Regions from separate parts of the Homo sapiens genome. Here region 1 is linked to region 2. Evidence: read pairs that join two places in POLR2A ChIA-PET (ENCODE). Cell type or tissue: PC-3. All regions are shown on one strand. Each heading gives the region's core, and the rest is flanking DNA. Links, peaks and the distances in the headings are about the cores only. Region 1 overlaps LINC01655 (long intergenic non-protein coding RNA 1655). Region 2 overlaps LINC02257 (long intergenic non-protein coding RNA 2257).

Evidence for each region. Peaks named below come from ENCODE experiments on the same cell type or tissue, not always from the same donor. Only the 100,000 strongest peaks of a DNase experiment are listed, where the experiment ranks them.
Region 1: POLR2A ChIA-PET joins it to region 2 with 13 read pairs; 3 of 35 experiments call an interaction of 5 or more read pairs at or near these places.

Annotation. Positions count from the first base shown.
Region 1 is chr1:221,824,797-221,835,344 of GRCh38, forward strand. LINC01655 (long intergenic non-protein coding RNA 1655) reads right to left here. Exons shown (of 4, transcript NR_125989.1): 3 at 9,496-9,550; 4 at 2,870-2,960. Among named protein-coding and RNA genes, the nearest start is that of LINC01655, 11 kb to the right of the region's middle. In PC-3, for the core only: no CTCF peak of the experiment used is centred there; DNase peaks (open chromatin) are centred at 2,185 and 5,075; H3K4me3 peaks cover 337 bases; H3K27ac peaks cover 2,549 bases.
Region 2 is chr1:221,915,087-221,925,634 of GRCh38, forward strand. It overlaps LINC02257 (long intergenic non-protein coding RNA 2257), which reads right to left. Exons shown (of 4, transcript NR_149057.1): 2 at 3,506-3,626. LOC124904517 (a long non-coding RNA gene) reads left to right here. Exons shown (of 3, transcript XR_007066885.1): 3 at 992-3,266. Among named protein-coding and RNA genes, the nearest start is that of LINC02474, 46 kb to the right of the region's middle. In PC-3, for the core only: no CTCF peak of the experiment used is centred there; a DNase peak (open chromatin) is centred at 7,015.

The sequences.
Region 1 (10,548 bases), core at 772-8,771, 90 kb before region 2:
GTCTTCTAATTGTTACAGAAAGTCAAACAGAACTAATGTTGCAATCCTCATTTAACAATATGTGTATCTTTTATCAACCAGAATCCTCAAGGAGAAGCAAGGTGGGCATTAGGATCTGGGACCAGCCCTCCTCCCCAGCAACTCCCTCACTCTCAATTCCCAAGAAGTTCTGAGGCTGACACTTTCCCATACATTCTTCTCTTGTGCCAGGATTTATCAGGAGGTGTGGAGGTTTGTTGGGAGCAGGACAGTGTAGGCAGGAAAGGGACTGAGACTTGGCACTAGACATGCCCTTCAGAGTGGGACAGGCCAAGCTAACAGGAGAGGTTGGAGAAGGCACAGGTGCAAGGAGTTCAGCCTTCCACATAGCGATTCAGCTAAGTAGCTGGCACCAGGTGCTCCAAGTGGAATTGCAAATTATGCCAAAACATGAGCAGGGCCCACTGAAAATTGGGGGCAGGTAATTTTTGGAATTCAGGGCAGGGTGCCAGCCTCTGGCAGATTTGTTCCCCAGAAATCCAGACCCCAACACTAAACTAAGATACAGAGCTAAAGACTCCCCTGATCTTAACCTCAGATAAGGAGAGAGGTACTGATATGGACAAGAGACAGGGAAATACTGGGTAGAAGAAGGCAGTTCCCTGGCAAAGGCCCCACCCTCAAGCCTGGAAACCCATGGCCCTAAATAGAAACAGGCATTTCTCTTTTTGCACCCAAATGTTGCCTTCTGGCCCACCATGCCCCACTATCTCATACCCATATAAACCCCAAATCCCATGCTCCACAAGTAGATGAGCAGAGGCAGAAAAGTGGGCCTGGCAGAGAAGGAGAGAAAAGAAGGAATATCTGAACATCAAGAGGAGTTCATCTGGGGATGGTTGGAGAGGAGACTGGCTGCAGGACAGCCAAACTCCAGGTGAAGATCATTCTTCCTACTTCATCCCCTCTTCAGCTCCCCATCCCTCCAGCTGAGAGCCATCTCCATCTGACAACAAAGTCCCCTGCATTTGCCAACCTTCAATTCGTCCATGTGACCTAATTCGTCCTGGATACTGAACAAGGACTCAGGTACCAAGAGGGCACTGAGCTGGTTAACACTTAAGCCATCTGCAGACAGCAGAGCTAAAAGAGCACTGTAACACACCCACCTGGGCTTTGGGAGTTGCAGGCACCCACCCCTAGATGCTACCATGGAGCCTGAGCCCAAAAGTGCTTGTCCTGGCTCTTGCACCTGCCCGTCTGCATGCTCCCACTCCTATAAGGGAGGTAAGGCAGCTGAACAGACAAGCCACACCCCTGTTGCATGTTCTGTGAGGGGGGTCAGGGAACTCTCCCATTTCAGGAAAATCAAGAGCAAGACAAGATGGTTGAACCAAGGATGAGATGAGAACCAAGGTCGAAAAGTGCAACTCATGGCTGGGCGCGGTGGCTCATGCCTGTAATCCCAGCACTTTGGGAGGCCGAGGTGGGTGGATCACGAGGTCAAGAGTTCGAGACCAGACTGACCAACATGGTGAAACCCTGTCTCTACTAAAAATACAAAAATTAGCTGAGCATGGTGGTGCACGTCTGTAATCCCAGCTACTCAGGAGGCTGAGGCAGGAGAATCGCTTCAACCTGGGAGGCAGAGGTTGCAGTGAGCCGAGATGGCGCCATTGCACTCAAGCCTGGGTGACAGAGTGAAACTCCATTTTGAAGGAAAGAAAGAAAGAAGAAAGAAAGAGAAAGAAAGAAAAGAAAGAAAGAAAGAAAGAAAGGAAGAAAGAAAGAAAGAAGGAAGGAAGGAAGGAAAAAGGAAAAGAAAGAAAGAGAGAGAGAGAAAGAAAGAGAAAGAAAGAAAGAAGGAAAGAAAGAAAGAAAGAAAGAAAGAAAGAAAGAAAGAAAGAAAGAAAGAAAGAAAGAAAGAAAGAAAGAAAAGAGAGGGAGGGAGGGAGGAAGGAAGAAAGAGAGAAAGAAAGAAGGAAAAGTGCAACACTCTTCAGTGTTTCCCAGGAAGAAGTTTGGGTATAGGAGTTTTGTAATTACAGTGGGAATGTTATTCGACTAGAGAGTTGCAACCCAGGGGTGGGGGCGGAAGCCCACTGAGGACCCCTAGGCCAAATCAAGAGTGAGGGTGACTCAGGTGACACACAGGGAGCCCAGTGGTCAGCTGGTTCAACCTAATCTGGAGAATGACTCAACACCAGGATGCCACTGCTGTTGGGGGAGGAGGAGGAAGTGCTAAACCCGCTTCAATATTTCCTGTCTTAAGCCCACATTGTTCTGGGGATTGAGATCTGAAGTTGAGGGGTTGGGGGTCAGTGAATCTGGCTATAGACATTGTAGATCTGCAGATGGAGGGCATGAAACAGGCTGAAACTGCTGCAATATGTACTCACCCTGAGGGCCTGAGGACCTAGATGATCATCTTAATTTAGATTGCTCCTTGGCCCACACAGACATGATAGTGCCTGCAGACAGTGGCTCTGGCACTGGCACCCATGGTAGCAGTTGGCCTCATTGTGATGGGAAAGCCTCCAGCTCCCTCCAAGATGCAGTTAGGGTTTCTGGTCTCATTCTTGGAAGAGTTTTGTTGGATGAATTAAACTGGAATCATCTTCCTTTCCCAGGAAACTGTTGTCTCTTTTGTCTGCTCTGCCTCTGGGTGAAATCTGTAGTCCTTACTTGCTGCTATTTTCTACCATCCTAATAATAGCTCATTGTTAGGCAGACATGACGCAAATACATTTCTCACTATCTTGGGAGATTTGGGGGGGGGGTCTTACCTTCTTATTTAAGTTCTTTGTTTAATTATTTAATTCTTTTCTTTTCTTTTTTTTTTTTTTTTAGTTTGTTCTCTTTGTTTGCCCTTAGTTGGTAAAGAAGACAAGTTGTTGATGAAGGAAACTGGCAAAATATCAGTACATCTTGAGTTCTTTGGTGATCTGCCTTTTCCAGAATCTTCTGATCTGTCCCTACACCTGCACAAAAAGTGCTTCATGCAATGAAACAGTCCTTACTGGGTGTCATAAGTGAGCTTACTAAATTTGGTGTGTGCCATCAATAACCCCTCACCTTTCCATTTGGGGTAGCATCTACCATCACCTCTTTTTTTTTTTTTTTAACTATCTTGTCTTGCCCTAGAACAGGTAGGAACATCTTATATTCAACAGTTTATCTTCATAGGTGCAGAACAAAGACAGAGATAGAAGTCATCCCTCTGCTCACCTGAGACAAATGCATATTTGACTTGCATTCAGAATCAGGCACATCCACCCCTGACCCTCTGCTGGGAGCATTTTTTATTTAAGATGTTTTTGGTTCATCTCTTGAACCTCCTCTCTACCTCCATTTATCCCTGAGTCCCACTCATACCCCTCTTCTTTATTACTCCCTAGAAAGGAAGTAGAAAGGCAAAAGACTTTTGTCACTGAGTCACTGAAAGAAAGAAACTTGATAATCTGGGAATTGAGGGAAGCCAAGGAAACACATCCTCAACCCTTAAGGTGAAGCTCCCAGTAGTCACCATTCCAAGAATGTGGGACCTCAAACTCAAGCACCTTTCTTGAGATAGAGTTAATAATGAAATCTGTGATTGGGAATGCATGTGTTTCTTTGTCTATCTCAACATTTTTTCAAGACCATTTTTGTAGCCATCCACAGCTGTTTTGCAGGTACAAAGAAAGGGGTCCTACTTCCCAGGCTATGGCTGTGAAAAGAAGATAAAATTTCAGGACCCCAAACTCACTATGCCAAAGGGGAAAAAAAAAGCTTGAGTCACCCAAAACTGCCTTTCATTTTGTTCCTAAATAGATAGCTACAAAGGTAGAAGGTTACAGGCCTCCCCAGGGGCCCTCCCTCACAATTCACTCACAAGAAAATTCTCTGTGCACCCCAAGATCTTTACCCTAAAACAGAGTTCTGTTGAATTTCACCCTGATAATGTAAATCAACAGCTTATCTTCATAGGTACAGAACAAAGACAGGATTAGAAGTCATCCCTCTGCTCACCTGAGACAAATACATATTTGAATGCTTCCTTTACTCTATGTTTACTTTATTTTACCTAAAAATGCAGATTCATTGAGCTGGAGCCAATGCATAGTTGACTATTCCTCTGTCCCCTCTTTTCACATTTAAAATGTGGATTCAGTGAACACGGATCTAGCTTCAAAAGAATGCCATTGCTTGCCTCTTTTATGTATTCTTCCCTTTTTATTTTTTCTTTCCTCTTTCCCCAACTGCTTACTCTTTCCCCTTTAAACGTTGAAGACCCCAAACCCTCTTTGGAAAAAGCACAAATCACAGGTGTTCCTTTTTCCTGGGTGCGTCCTCAACCTTGGCAGAATAAATCTCTAGATTGATTGAGTCACCTCAGCCATTTTCTTTGGTTTCACATGGCCAAAGCCTACCTTCCCTCTGTGGCCTTCCTTTGGTCATTAAGGATATTCTTTCTGCCATCAGGTAGGCAGGTGGTGCTACCTCAACCAGTGCCCATCTTCACATGGGCACCTCTGCACCTTACTCTGAGATGTGGTTGCCACTAAGCAAATAGGTATCCATTTGACTTTCAACTCTTTTTTTTAAATTAACATTGGCATTTTTAATTTGCTTTTTTCATTGACAAATAAAAAACAATATACATGTATGGGGTACAACATATATACATTATAGAACGGGGAAATGAAGCTAATTAACATACATTTTACCTCACACACATCATTTCCTGTGGCAAAAACACTTAAAACCTACTCAGTAATTTTCAAGTACACAATACATTGTGGTTAGCCACCATGTTGTACAATAGATCTCTTAAACTTATTCCTCCTATCTGGAATTCAGTATCCTTTAAACAATAGCTCCCTAATTCTCCCTAATTTTCAACCTCCTTTGTTCACAATGTCTTCAATTCTTCCTCCCAACCAGAAGGCTCTCCCCTCTCCATCCCTACAATCCAAATTCTCTGTATGATTCAGGGTTCAAAAGAGGTTCCAATCGTGCCGTGAGACTCCTCCCCCCACTCTGGTTCTTGCTGGTAGCTGTTTTAATTCTGTTCTCTAGCACTTGTTACAGTGATTCATATCCTGGATACGCATGTGAATCGCCTGTGGACTGTTTAAAAATGTAGACTCTGACTAGACAGACCTAATCAGAATCTCTGTGTGTGAACTGCAGGCATCTGTAGTTTTTACAAAGCTTCTAATGCACAGTGAGGGTATGAGAAAAACAGATAATATGTAAATGACTAATTTTAGTGTTTAACCATACCATGCCTGTTGCTACTTACCTGTCTTTTGAATATGTGCTTTTAACTTCTAGAAGACAGAAACCATATATTACTTTTTTTTTTTTGGTACACTACCCTTTCTTCCTACACCTAACCCACTCTTAGATCCAGGGCTGAGATGTTTCAATGAATATTTTGATATACATTTCTGCACATAGTAAAATCACCGAAGGGTTCAACAAACATTTTTGAATTATTTCACTGTGCCAGGCACTGGATCTAGGAAGATGAAAGCAACATGAGTCCTTTTAGACTAGAATCCATAGCTAACAGGTAAATGTTGTTGAGACTGTCATTTGGTTGTTGGGACACATATGGGGTCAAGAAAGCTTTGCTATGATTAAAATAATTGACTTTTGAAAGAGAATAGTGGAGGATGGAAGGAGCCTCTGGGTTTGCAAAGGATGAAGGTTTCAGAGTATTTTGAGGAGGTTCTACTATTTGTGCCATCATACATTCCACACCTTCCTATGCTGTGCAACAAGCAGGGAGAGGTTGTAAACCGAATACCTGCACATCTCCCTCCAAATGGCCACTCACTGGAAAAATAATCTATGGCTTTCCTGCTAAAGGAACATAGCGGGTGCATGAGGCTTATAAGAGAGAGCACATGCTATGGCATAAACATGGGCTGCATTCAGGTGTCCGTGGATGGTGTGTGTGCAAGTTCAGCTCTGCAGCTTTCTGCAGGCTGCTGGTATCTCCTTGTCCCATCCCTCAGCTCCTAGGGCTGCCCAGGCAATATTGGGAAAATCATGTGGGGCTTCTCTTAGGTGTCCCACTCTGTCCTTCCCATATCCATCTCCCCTGGAGTATTTTCTCCTTTTATTGCCAGATATCCCCAAAATCTCTCTTCTGTTTAGCAAAAACTTTGTTGTGTGTGTGTGAGTTGGAGTCTTGTTCTGTCACTCAGGCTGCAGTGCAGTTTTGCAATTATAACTCACTGCAGCCTCAAGCTCTTGGGCTCAAGGGATCCTCCCATCTCAGCCTCCCTAGTAGCTAGGACTATGGGCACCCACCACCACGCCCAGCTACTTTTTAAACATTTTTAGAGATGAGGTCTCACTATGTTGCCCAGGCTGGTCCCAAACTCCTAGCCTTGGCTTCCCAAAATGCTGTTATTAGAGGCATGAGCCACCGTGCCCAGCCCTAAAATCAATTCTTGAGAATGGACAGTATAACTAAATTTACAGAAAGGTGTACTTCACGGATAAAGCACTTGGATCTTACCCAATAAATAAGAAAAGTAACATTTATTGAGTTCCTAATGTGTGCCAGGGTCTACTATGTTGACGCATTATTAGCAAATTAAATAGGGAAGATGATTGGAGGGTTGGGGTCTCCTACACCTCAGCACCTGTGACACATAGATGATGGCTTCCTCTTCTTCCTCCTAAGATGAGCCTTGCCTGCTGCTTCGTGAAGGACTACACACTTAGTCTTGATTTCAGATCCCCTTCTGGGCAGATCTCAGAACCTCTCTGTGTTTGCTTTTTTCCTACGAGCAACTAGTTCCTTTTGTTCCCAACTCCTTTTCCAAGAGGCACAAAGTTACTTTCTAAACTAGGCCACTGGTTTAAATAGTAACCCCTAGGAAAGAAGAGTTTCCAATGAGTGCTGCCATCTTGACAAACGGCCTTGATTCCAATGCATCCTTCTACCTATGATCTGCATACATGCAATATCAATCTTAATTTACATGTGATTTCAATCTGTATGCAATATTACTTTGTATATGTAACATCACCCTTTTACATGCAATGTGGCAGCAATCCATTTACTCTAAGGGATCATAATGGTTCCTACCTGATAGTGTTGTAGTGAAGATTTAGTGAAATAATACAGGTAATGAACCTACAACAGGGCCCAGCATAGAGCAAGCACTCCACAAAGGTCCTCACTGTTGTCATCACTTTCCCTTCTGAACAGACTGTTGATAGTGTGATGTTCCTCAGACTACCTTCATTAGCTCCAACCTGCCCAATATCCTCCATCCCTCCCTCTACCCACAGACTCTCCCTTCTTCCTCTTTCCATAGAGTTTCTATCAATGGTAGTGGTGGTGGTAGTAAGAGCAGAAACAGAATTAAGAATAAATGGAAAGGTATTTCATGTTGCCTAGTTAGCCATAACTAATTATAATTGTTTCCTTAGCATCAATAAACATGAAAGACTTCTGGCTGTAAAGGCATGTCAGGCACTGCTCCAGCTGGAGTTTCCAGCCCTCTCCTTGCTTCCTGTCACATATAACTGCAGGCTGCCGCTAGACACTGTGGCTTCTTGTTAGACCTGCTTTGTGTGAACTTTGCTGTCATTGGGAATTTAATCATCTTTCTGAGGCAGGGACCACTGCTTTGTTAATCTGAACCAAGTTGTGATGTCAGAAAGGAAAACTACCAAAGTTTGGTCCCAATGTTATGAATAACTACTTAAGGTGCTCTGTCTCTGTCTAAAGAAAGAAAAACACAGTGATCCTAAATGTAAGTAATTCATCATGACATAAAGAGAATTAAAGGAAAATTAACTTTGTAGCATAAAACAGCAGTGACATATAAACCTACAAAACGAGTAGAAAAGATACTCAGGTTAAAATTATGGGTTTAGAGGAGGTCCATGGAGTGAACTTAAAATAAATGTATAGTTACAGAAAGGGTTGAGAATCTCTCAGGCACTTTAGCCTCTGGCTGTCCTAGACTATGGGATGCTGTTTATGTTCTATGCTAGGACAAAACCAAACAGGCCCACTGGAAGCAAGCCAGGTCACTGGTGATATTCCTAGGCCTGGCTGCAGGAACCTTTGGCGGATACATGCCCTTCCTTTGTTTGGAGAAAAATGTTATCCTCTCTTACCCTCTGCTCTTGACTAAACAGATTCTATACCATCATCCCCTTAGGAAAAATGGGCAGGATCCAATCCCAGTTTTCTGTCTGTGTAATGCAGGCATTAGGAGCCACTGGGCAGCACAGCCTAGCGTTCTCATTTTCTTTTTAATATAATAGCTTTTTTGCAAAGAACGTAAAAGCAGTTGTGCAGCTACATTTGGCTTTAGCAAAAGGAGAAATCTGTGAAAATTTAAAAATCAACACAGAACAAGGGGGACTTTATTTGATTTTTAAAGGATTGTTGTCAAGGTACCTTGTATCTGGGTGGGAAGAAAGAGACTATCAGGTTTAGGCTGAGAGTTACATTTGACTCTGCTTAGTGGGGCTTCTGTCCAATTTCTTAATACCCTGGTGTCAGAGAGACAGGGGCTCCCCTGAGACAATTTCAGGTTTGTTTGGTGCTTTGAGAGGCCAGGCTGGGGAGAGGTTCAAGGAGGTGCCTGTTACCACCAATAAGAACAAGGGATGCATTTCCAGGGGCTTGGTTTGGAGTTGGATGGAGTCTACCTTCCACAGGGACACTGGCTATTTGGGGACAGATATAGGCTACCAAGGTCAAGTGCTTAATCCTCAATCCAACACTTCAATGCTTCTTTCAATAGACCAAATTTCCTCATACTCACCCAAGTACTTCCAGATTTAAGAGGGCACTAACATGTAGTGTTAGTGAACCCAATAATATGTATATTACTATGGATGGATGGAGGAATGTCAATGCCAATAGCTAGTCACAGGACACAAGTTCTTTGCTAGTAGAGTTAGGTGAAAAATAATCTAGGCTCATGAGTGTCAAATGGGCCCAGCTAGTGATTTAGGGTAGGTCATTGGTGAAATGGCAGGTTTGAGGGATTAAGTTCAGTAGATTCAGGATGTTTTCATATTCATGCAGGAAATACATAAGAGGAGAGCACCAGGGATGATTCTAAGTGTTACACATGGCACAACACCCAAGTAAATAGATTGAATTAGTGATTTTAAAACTTCTCACCAAAAAAATTCATGCAGGGGAGTTTCATCTTCTCACAGGCTGCCTGGATTCACCTGAGACAGGGGGCAGGCTGGGAGAGGGCCATTGAGTTTTAGTGGATGGAGTCTATAGCTTCTGATCTGACTCTCCACTGAGGTAGTAGAAGTCTTTGGTGCCCAGGAAATTAGAATGAATGGGAGATGACAAGGTCATTGTTGAGACTGTTTCCTGTGCAGGGATCAAGTTACTTTAGAACCTGGATCTCTCAGAATGAATTGCTCAGGTCTCTGAACCTCAAACCAAATAGATGAGCTTTATATTTAGGCTGCACATTTCAAGATTGAAATCAAAATTGTCATTTTGACTACAGTGTCTCTTACCTGGAGCTATGGCAAACAGGAAGGAAAAAGGTGATATGGGGCTTCACTGGAGCATCTAGAAGAGTAAGAAGAATGACCACTCTCATTTGACACCTTTATAACAGCTGCTGTGTTATGATTAGATACATCAATACGATGAAATATTTCATCTTCTTATGAGGTTCCCAGACTTTTTCAGTTTTGTTAAGAAACAAATAATCAGAATAGTTAAATAACCCTTCCAAAGCAGGTGACAGAGCCAAGATTTGAATCCAGGGTTTAGATACTACAGCCCATCTTCTTCTTCTAGAGCTACCAAGGGATTAATAGCATATCACACCTAGGCGTGCTATGGTGGGAAGCAGAATGCCAGGGGAACGTGTACTTCATTCAAGTCATTGCAAATTAGTTTATTTGGGTAATCTCTTCTGGCACATCATTTAGCAATAGCAGAGGATTTAAATTAGATTTTCTTTAAGGGGATGTCTATGACCAGATTCTTGCTTGAAGACCTTCAAGGCAGGCACTAGTGGTGGGGCCTGACATCTACAGCATGTCCTTGTGAAGGAGAATCTGAGCTGGCCCCTCTACCTTCTGAGTTACTATGCTAAGAAGGGAAACAGACAAACAGCAGGAGGTTGCAGTTCCCAGAAGAGGCATTGTTCTTCTTCAACCACCTCTGCTGTCTGCCCTGTTACCTAAACAAGTATTACTCCAAATACCTGAAATAGTCATCTTCCAGGAATACACCTGATACTTGCAAAACAGGACAGGCTTCTGTCCATAGGACTTCAAGATGCAAGTAGGTTTTGGGTTTTCTCTGCATGCCTGATTGGTGCTTGTTGTTTCCCTAACACCAGTTCATTTTCTGATTCTTTTCTCTTTGGCCAAGTGCCTCCTTTTCACACTGTGTTAGTAACAACCATTGGGGAGACCAGTGGCATGCATGGCTGGCTTGCATAGATCCCACTCTTCAACTTCATGTTCGAGCATATGCCATCTATTACATCTCCCCATTCTGTGAGTGATGTTGCAATCAATACAAATAAACTTCAGGGGCCCTCGGCTATAGGT
Region 2 (10,548 bases), core at 907-8,906:
TTACCATCCTTCTCTGAAAAACTCCTCAGGGGTGGGACATGGTCTGAAAGGTAAGTATGAGGACACATGAGTCACTTAGTGATTTTCCTGAAGTAGACAGCACCACGAGTAGGTGGGCTTAGCTGAGAAGGGTTGAGGGGACAGACAGCCCACCATACCCATTTGCCCCATGAAGCACGTTGCAAATCTTCTCTGCAGTCTTCTGTGTCAATATTTATCTCCTATAAACAACTGCTCAAATGTTCTGAATGGTGGGGGAGAATGTTTACAAGAAGGGGTTGTTCTGTGTGAAGGCACCTCCTTCCCCTGGTCCCAGCAGGCTGTGACGTGAGTTTGGGCTACTCCTGGTTACCAGTCATTCTCCTCTCTGTGCAAGACAAGGAACAAAGAAAGAGCAGGTGTGCAGTGGAGTTGGGGATGTTGAAGAGTGTTGAGCATAACCGCTGGACTTTTCTGTCATTCTGAGAGCTTTCCTGAGAAAAAGAATGTCCATGTATATCATAAGCTTGAAATAATAGACTGACGGGGGAGAGATGTATGGCATGAGTAGCAGGGCATATGGTTGGGGACTCTATACGACTAGTGGGGTAGATTTCCAAGTAGTGCTCATTTCCTTCAGGTCTCTGCTCAAAGGTCACCTTATCTGTTTCACATGAAATAGCCTCCATCCACTTCTCCATTGACACTCCCCACCCACTTTACCTTGGGTATAGTACTCTGACATTCTCATCACCACCTGACATAACCATGCATTCACTTGTCCATCTGCTTCCTCCAGCCAGGGCATAAGCCTCAAGAGAATCAAGACTGCTGTGTTCATTGCTTCATAATCAGCACCCAAGACAATGCCTGGAACATAGTGGTGTTCAGTAAATATTGCTGACGGAGGAGTAAATCTGTTGTATCTGTTTAGTTTTTACACAAGACTCCTGGGAAGAGAAAAGCATGCCAAGCATCAACTTTAGAATAGTTTAATCTTCTCATTTTACAGACAAGAAAACTGAGGCTGAAACAGGTCATGGCTTATGCCAAGTCTGGCTGATGCAGAGAATGAGGCTGAGGCTCCATGGTCCACGAGCAGCCTGTCCTCAAGAGCATAGACAATTTTGCTGAGCACATCTGACATATGACAGGGTGATGGAGAGGAGCTGGAAGGACATTTCCTGGGCACGCCTGAGACATTCCCCAAATGAAAAGGAGAAAATTGAATCCAGAGACACTGAACAAATGGGAAAAGAAGGAACGACCATGCCCCTGTCTGACAGGCTGCCCGCCTGGGGATGGCAACGGGAGAAAGCAGATGGCTGCGCTGGCACACAGCAGCTGGCTGGAGCAGTACAAATTGAGCACCCTTGGTGAATATCATTAGGGTAAGTGGTGCACTAAAACACCTAGAGGAAGAACAAGCAAGCAGAACACACACACACACACACACACACAGACACACACACACACACACACACATGCATTTTTAAATTTTCAGTTTATTCTTTCAATTTCCCTTCACTACAAGGTAGGCTCCATGAAGACAGGGCCTTTGTCTGTCTTAATAATTATTAGTTGGATACATGAAAAGATGAATGAATTAATTATTAAGCATCTCCCATAACAGACATAGTGCTAAGCATAGAGGATGGTTTCTGCATCAGGAGGAATCACAAGGGGAAATAAATAAGACCTTCAACTACCAAGTGGTGTGTTTAGTGTTATGAAGGAGCTGAAAGGGTCCCAGAAGAAGCTAGGCTTTGGGGGTCAGGAGGTCTCAAGAAACGCACCAGGTGGTGGTTGAAGATTAGCTCAGGTATTACAAGAAAAGCCTAAATGGATCAGAAGTAGAAGACGGAGAACTGAGAGAATAGCATGTGCTAAAGCCAGAAACAAGAGGGGGCTAGAGGAACTCCAAGCAGCACCATGTCATGTGGAAGGGACATAGCCTTTTGAATTAGACAGACCCAAGTTCAAATTCTAACGCTGCTCCTTACTACCTGAGTATTTTTGAACAATTTACTCTGCTAGACTGATCTTTGGTTTTAAAAATCGGTAACATAGGAAAAATATTGCCAGCATTTCAGGTTCTTCCAAGGATTACATGAGATCGTGTTTTCTATAGAGGATGACATGGTTGAGATCAGGAATTGCTGGCTGCTACTCTAGTGTGGAATCGGGGAAAGGTGGCCTGAACCAGCAGGCAGGGGTCAATTCATCTGTGGCTTGAGGGTCCCAGGAGAATTTTGTACTTTGACCAGGAGGCATGAGGAGTAGTTGCAGGGTTTTAAATAAAGGGATTATGAGAGTGCAGGCAATGAGAGTTTTTAGTAGTCACTCACAATAATCCTGGAAGGAAATAAAGGTCTCTCCAAGGAAGATGCAATGGGAATGAAGAGGAGAGGATGCACATAGGATACACAGGAGGAAGAACTGATAGGACTTTATTACTTATGGGTCCTATGAAAGGAAGAGACATCTAGAACTATTTCTACTCATACTTCTTAGTAAGCTCTTCAGATGAGAGTCAGAACCAAACTCTTTTTTAACAGCGGGCAATAAAATAAGTACAGGATCCAGAGTAAAGGTTTACAATGTTTTATAGAAAGATATTTTAATTTGAATTTTATGAAAGTATCAATCTGCAATAGATTCCTCATTTTAGTTGAAGAACCATTGGTTTACAACAGTGCTGTCCAATGCAAGCCACGTATGTAATAGGTGACATTTATGTTAATATTATTTTTTATTTAACCTTATATATCCAAAGTATTTTCATTTTGTGATAGTTAATATTGAGTGTCAACTTGATTGGATTGAAGGATGCAAAGTATTGTTCCTGGGTGTGTCTGTGAGGGTGTTGCCAAAGGAGATGAACATTTGAGTCAGTGGGCTGGGAGAGGCAGATCCACCTTCAACTGGGTAGGCACAATATAATCAGCTGCCAGTGCAGTAGGATAAAAGCAGGCAGAAGAACGTGGAAAGACCAGACTGACTGAATCTTCCAGCCTTCATCTATCTCACATGCTGGATGCTTCCTGCCCTTGAACATCAGACTCCAAGTTCTTCAGTTTTTGGACTCTTGGACTTACACAAGTGGTTTGCCAGAGGCTCTCAGGCCTTCGGCTGCAGACTGAAGCCTGCACTGTTGGCTTCCCTACTTTCGAGGTTTTGGGACTCAGACTGGCTTCCTTGCTCCTCAGCTTGCAGAAGCCTATTGTGGGATTTCACCTTGTGACCATGTGAGTCAATAACCCTTAATAAACTCCATTTCATATGTACATGTATCCTATCAGTTCTGTTCCTCTAGAGAACCCTGGCTAATACACATTTCAACATGCAATCAATATAAAAATATTAATGAGGCCAGGTGCAGTGACTCACGCCTGTAATCCTAACACTTTGGGAGGCCAAGACAGCCAGATCATGAGATCAGGAGTTCGAGACCAGCCTAGCCAACAGAGTGAAACCCAGTCTCTACTAAAAATACAAAAAATTAGCTGAGCGTGGTGGTGGGTACCTGCAATCCCAGCAAATCAGGAGGCTGAAGCAGGAGAATCACTTGAACCCAAGAGGCAGAGGTTGCAGTGAGTCGGCTTGCACCACTGCATTCCAGCCAGGATGACAGTGCGAGACTCCACCTAAAAAAAAAAAAAAAAAAAAAAAAATATATATATATATATATATATATATATATATATATGAGATATATTGCATTTTTGTAATAAAAATCCAGGGTATATTTTACAATTATAACATAGCTAAATTTGTAGTAGCCACATTTTAAGATCTCAGTAGCCACATGTGCCTAATGGCTATAGTGCTTAGTGACACAGCTATAGTGCTGAGGTGGATGGTCACAGGTGATTGAGTGGATGGTCATACTTTAACCACCTCTTAGAAGAAGCACAGCGTTAGAGGGAAATGCTTGTTCCCCACTCTCCTAATTTTGCTTCAGAGAGATTTATTCTAAACATACCAAGCCTCTTGCTTTACCCCTTACTCCTCGCCTAGAAAAGTAGAGTGAATTTCCTATGGATAGTTTTGGGAAAATAAGCCAGGCATGTCCATCTAAGCAACTCCATCCTTCTCCTTTAAAAAGCCAGCCTGACGTGGTAAACAAGGGACCTGTGCTTCTCCTCTTGGGTACCCCCTCCATGTGGGAAGGCCTGCCGTGGCCTGGCACAGCCTTGATCCACAAGGTAAATTCTCCTAGTTCTGAGGTTGTGCCTGCAAGCTCCTTTGACACAAAAGTCATATTATCCAAATTATTCTTTATCATTCATAAAGACAATTCTCAGCCTCCAGCTCTGTCTGCATTAGCAGAGGCTGCTCCTAGGGACAGGTGTAGAAGAACAGGGTCTCTGCAAAGGCATGGGCATCTCAGGAGAGGATTTTTGAGGTGCTGGTGGCTATAGCTTGACATTAAATTAGCAAATGGCCTAAGTACACATGTGTGACCCATGCAGAGACTGAGCAGATGCTGGCAGGCCACAGAGTCCTTAGTAAGCACAGCTGTGGTAAGGATTCTATTATAGAAAAAATAAAATTTTCTTTCTGCCATTGTTTTAGACTTCAGGGAAGGTACAATACTTGCTGTTTTTAAACTTCAAAAGAGTTGAGATCCACGTGTATCTCAGAAAACTAGGGAAGTAAATTGTTAATGTCAAAATTGTCAACAGTGTATTAGCTGCCCCAAACTCCATTGTATATCCTTAAGAAGAGAATGATGGCATAACTAATCTTGGGGTTTAGTTGTTTTGCTCTCAAACTCAAGAATGAGCCACCACCAAATGTTCTCAAGCTAGTTCATGATTACTTAAGAACATACGGTGGAGACAGCTTCTTAACCTTCAGCAGCTCCACAGTCATATTGGTGTAGGATTGTATAACACCTGTAAAAAAGAGAATGTGGTTTCTCTGCAACTAAATATATTCCATGCTCAACTTGTTCGGTTCAGAACTGAAGAAGTAGGTCTGTATAATTCTGGGGCTCATCTGTCACTCACACAAAATAGTGCCCTCCAATTTAGCATTTCTAAGCAATTATGGTGATATTTTGGCTTCCAACTAATTATTTTTCATTTCACATTTTCTACATAAAGCTCTGAAAAAAATAAAAGTTTCGTTTTGGAGATACATATATATATATATGTATATATATGTATACATATATATGTATATATATGTGTATATATATGTGTATATATATATGTATATATATATATATGTGTGTGTATGTATATATATATATATATACATATATATATATATATATATATATAGTTTTTTGTTTTTTTTTTTTTTGAGTCGGAGTTTTGCTCTTGTTGCCCAGGCTGGAGTACAATGTCGTGATCTCGGCTCACCACAACCTCTGCCTCCCGGGTTCAAGCGATTCTTCTGCCTCAGCCTCCTGAGCAGTTGGGACTACAGGCATGCACCACCACGCCCAGCTAATTTTGTATTTTTAGTAGAGATGGGGTTTCTCCATGTTGGTCAGGCTGGTCTCGAACTCCCGACCTCAGGTGATCTGCCTGCCTTGGCTTCCCCAAGTGCTGGGATTACAGGCATGAGCCACCGCTCCCAGCCCTGGATATATATTTTTAAACGCCAGAGAAATATCAAATCATTCTACAGGTAATTGACTACATTGTCTAAAGATATTAAAATTAATTTGAGTAGAGATGAAGATGTGGAAGTAATCAGAATGCACACACACACACACACACACACACACACACGTATATATATGATGTTTGAAGACATAGATATAAGAAGTCCCCCAAGAAGCTTTTAAGAGAAGAGAGGGGGGTAAGAGCTGAACTCTGAAGAATACTAACATTTGAGGGATATACAAAGAAAGGAAGGAAACTAAGAAATTTCCAGAAGAAAGTAAGAATATGATGTTTCTATGGATGAAGACAGAAAGAATGTTTTAAGAAGGGAATGGCTGACTGAGTGTAAATAATATTTATAATCTTATTCATTCAACAAATATTTATTGAGTATCTATTATAGGCAGAGACTATTCTAAGCACTGGCAATTCAACAGTGAATAAGACAATATCTTTTCCCTCATGGAGTTTGTGATCTAGTGTAAATTCACACAGACAAAGTAAGATAAGAAAGGACTGAAAGTGATCCATTGGGTTTGACCATTTATTAATTATTAGGGACTTCAGTAAAAGGAAATTCAATGGTGTAGAGGGATAACAGCAGACAGGAGTGGGTTTATAAGTCCATGGAGCTGGGCAGTAATGAGACAGGGTGGTAGCTGGACAATGTGCAGTCCATAGTGGGTGATGGCTATGGAGAATATTCAAGGGAGGAAGGTAGGAAGAGCCAGCAGAGACAGAAACAAAAGACCAAAGGAAGAAGATACAAAGTGATCTGTCACTGATAAACAATGCATGAGTAAATACAATAAATCCTCAACTAATGTCATAGATAGGCTCCTAGAAACTGCTACTTTAAATAGAACAACATAAAATAAAACCAATTTTACCATAGGAGAATTAATATAAACAAGAGTTCAGTTCTTAAGGCATATTTCTTGTCACAAAAACATCACCAAACTTCTAAATAAAGGCCAAAACACTTCTAATATTAAACATTGAAATAAATGTGAGCTATACATACATTAAAGAGAGATTAATGAAAACAAGATAATCATTTACGCACTTATTTCAGCTCAGGGTTGCAGGTGGTTGGAGCCTATCCCAGCACTCAGGATGCAAGGCAAAAACCCACCATGGCCAGGCCACCATTCCATCACAGAACACAGGCACACACGCAACCACGCTCACTCACACTGGGACCATTGAGATACCCCAAGGAACTTAGCAGGCGCAGCGCTGAGATGTGGGAGGAAATCAGAGTACCCAATGAAACTCACAAAGCCACAGGAAAATGTGCAAACTCCACACAAACAGTGGCCCTGGCTAGGAACCAATTTTGTTTTCTCACCAACCAAATTGGCATTGATAAGACGCAGGAGAATACTCCTTGATCATAAGGATCTCCCAGGCTAGCATAACAACTGAATGAGTGACTCAAATGCTGATCATCATGTATGGAATGAGACATGGTTCTAAGCACATACAGGGAATATCCCGTGTAATCTTCCCAGCACACCATGCAGGAAGGACAATTATTGTTCCCCTTTGACAGGTGAAGCCACTGAGGGATAGAAAGGTAAAGCACCTGGCCCAGGACAAGCTGGTAAATGACAGAGCCAGAAATAACAACAAGACAGGCCACAAGTCCAGAGCCTGAGCTCTTACCCACAGAGCTTAACCTCATTTGCTTTTGTTTATCCCCATGCCATATTTTCACTGAAATTTTCTGATGAGGTGTCAACATCATTTATGTCCCCCAGAGTCAAGCCTTTGGTGCATCTGAAAAGTGAATTCATTTTTTTTTTTTGTTTTTTGACAGAGTCTTACTCTATAGCCCAGGCTGGAGTGCAGTGGCACGATCTCAGCTCACTGCAACCTCCATCTCCCAGGTTCAGGAGATTCTCCTGCCTCAGCCTCCTGAGTAGCTTAGATTATAGGTGCATACCACCAGGCCCAGCTAATTTTTATTTTTTATGTTTTGTATTTTTAGTAGAGAAATGTTGGCCAGGCTGATCTTGAACTCCTGACCTCAAGTGATCCACCTGCCTCTGCCTCCCAAAGTGTTGGGATTACAGGCATGAGCCACCGTGCCCTGGCCTGAAAGGTGAGTTCAAAATGAATGTTTTTCTTATGTTAGCAAACTCAAGAGTGACAAAGAAATCACCTGCTTCAAGAAAATTAACATAAGCTTGTAATCCCAATGCTTTGGGAGGCCAAGGTGGATCACTTGATGCCAGGAGTTTAAGATCAGCCTAGGCAACATAGCAAGACCCTGTCTCTATAAAAAAAAAAAAAAAAAAAATTTTAAATAAAATGAGAGGAGATGATAAACACTTGACCTTCTGTGGATTATTGTTGACCTGAGGGCTGGGTCACGGCAAGCTCATCTTTGCTTTCCACAACCTTGACAATCATGGAAGACTCTTGTAATTTTTTTCAAACAGGAAGTCTCTCAACACCTTCAGAACATTATCTGTGACTCTCACTTTACCTGACTCCAAAAGAAAATGGGTAGGTTAGAAAGAGAGACACACTTTAAAGCAAACCATGGAAAACATATGGAACTAGGACTGAGTGGAAAATTTTAAAGGTGTTTTATTCTCCAGAGATCATCAAATATAAGAAGAAAATAAAAATAAAGTAATGAACACACAAAAGGTTTGCAAACAATTAAGAAACATGCCAAATTCTTAGATGAGCAAGTCTAAAAATAATAATATATAATAACACATTCCATTAAGGCAATCCCAATAAATCTCACTAACACTTTGTTTTAAATTGATAAAATAATTCTAAAGTTAATCTCAGGAAAAATATATAAAAAGACAATAATGGTGGAGATTAGAAGAAGAGACACTTATTCTATCACGTAAGAAGCTGGGCTATAATGAAGCTACAATAACTGAAATCTGGTTCTGGGGCAGAACAAGACTGGCAGATCCATGAGACAGACACAGATAGAAGAATTTAGCATATGGTTAAGTTGTGATTTTAAATCAGTAGGAAAATGCTAAATTATACAATAAATCATGTTGGGTCAACTGGCTAGCAGTTTGAATAAAATGTAATTTAGATTCTTACCATGTATCTTATTCTAAAATAAATTCAGATGGATTAAATATTTAAATATAAATCAAGCACAGGAAAACACTAGAAGAAAATTTAAGTGGATATTTTTATAATTCTGAAATGGAAATATTTTCTCATCATGCCACCAAAACAAGAAACCATGAAGGCTAAATTTGAATACATAAGAATTCAAAACGTTTATGTGGCAAACTCACTATAACCCAAATTAAAAGAAAAATAAATTAATAAAACATATAACATGGCCTCTTTTGACAGAGTGCTGAGAAAAATGAGATGTCCGTGCTTCTGAGGAATAAAGTGTGGTTTCAATAATTCATGCAAGAAACATTTATTGAGCTGCTCTGAGTCAGGAACTCTTCTACGTGGCAAGGATACAGCTAAGCAGGGAGATGAGGTCCCTGATGTTACTGAGCTTAAAAACCATTTTTAATGTCATGGAGGAGTACTATGATGAAAATAAAGAGAGTGTTAGGGGCTCGTGAGGAGCTGGAGGTCAAAGAAGTTCGTTTTGAAGAGGCGACTGTTAACCTAAGGCCAGAAGGATAAGAAAGAGCAGCCTGGCAGAGATCTGGGGTGAGTGCTTTCCAAGTGGGGGAAATAGCCAGTGTAAGGTCATGAGGTAGGAAGAACCTGGCCTGTTGGAGAGATGAGAAAAAGCCAGGCAGCCAGAGAATGCAAGGCAGAAGGGAGTGTCATACAGGAAGAGACCGAGGAATTGGTGCAGGCTGTGGATCATGCACACCTTCCTAAGCCAGCGTTACCTTTTACTCTGAATATGAGAGTAGCCACTGCACCCTTTAAGCAGGTGACTGGCTTCTGGCTCCCTGAAGGAAGAAGCTGCTACTTCTACTTGCTTAGCAATTTCCAACCTTAGCCTACCTTAGCCATTTGCACATGGTGAGGCTCTAGGCATGTACCCCTCAAATCTAAATTACAGCACAAGGTAAATCCATTCAAAACCTCAGAATGGGAATGCAAGTATTCAGAGGTATTAATGTAGTATATAAAGAATCTCAGGGCTTGTCTACCAAATCCAATATACACTCACCATTCTCAGTCCAGTTAGCTCTTTGCTACCACTTCTTTTTTATTCATGTTTTTTCCAGTCTAGCCAAGTTGAAGGTCAATTTTACTTATGTTTTGTTTTAATTTTAACATCTGAGCCATTTTTGAATGTTCCATGTTTTATAAACAGATATATGGGCTTTCTTTTTTTAAAAAAATTTAAGTTGTCACATGAAAATCAACCAGAAGCTGAGATTGTTTGATTTCCAGGATTCACAAAGAAAATCATGTGCTTTTTGGAAGGGACTTACATGTGAATAGAGAAGGGACTGACATACATGGATATGAGTATATGTGTTTGTGTGTGTGCACACATGGGTATGGTGGGGGTGGGCAGAGAACCACAACACATACCATGGGCAACAGACACCTACATGTGGCCCAAACCAAACACAACTCCCCACAAATTCTCTGTGACTTCATTCTTTCTTCTCTCATTCAAAAAAGCAGTTATGTGAATTAAGGGAAATTTAAAAGGGCAGTTAGGTATGTTGAAAATGCAACAGAAGAAATAAACCCACTCTACCATTTGTAAAACACCTAATCATATATCTCATGATAGAATCCAGCTCAAAATTCAAAAGGCACAGGAAATTGTTATTCTCAGCAGGCATAGGCCCAAAGAACAGGAAAACCTAAAATATACTGTATGATGATAAAACAAAAAAACTACTGTGAATTATAAAGTAGTTAATAGAAACAACATAATCAGTAAGTCAATGAATAATAATAATCTTTATCTCTCATTTCCTCTCAAAGACCTAATTCAACAAATTAATCACTCAATGAA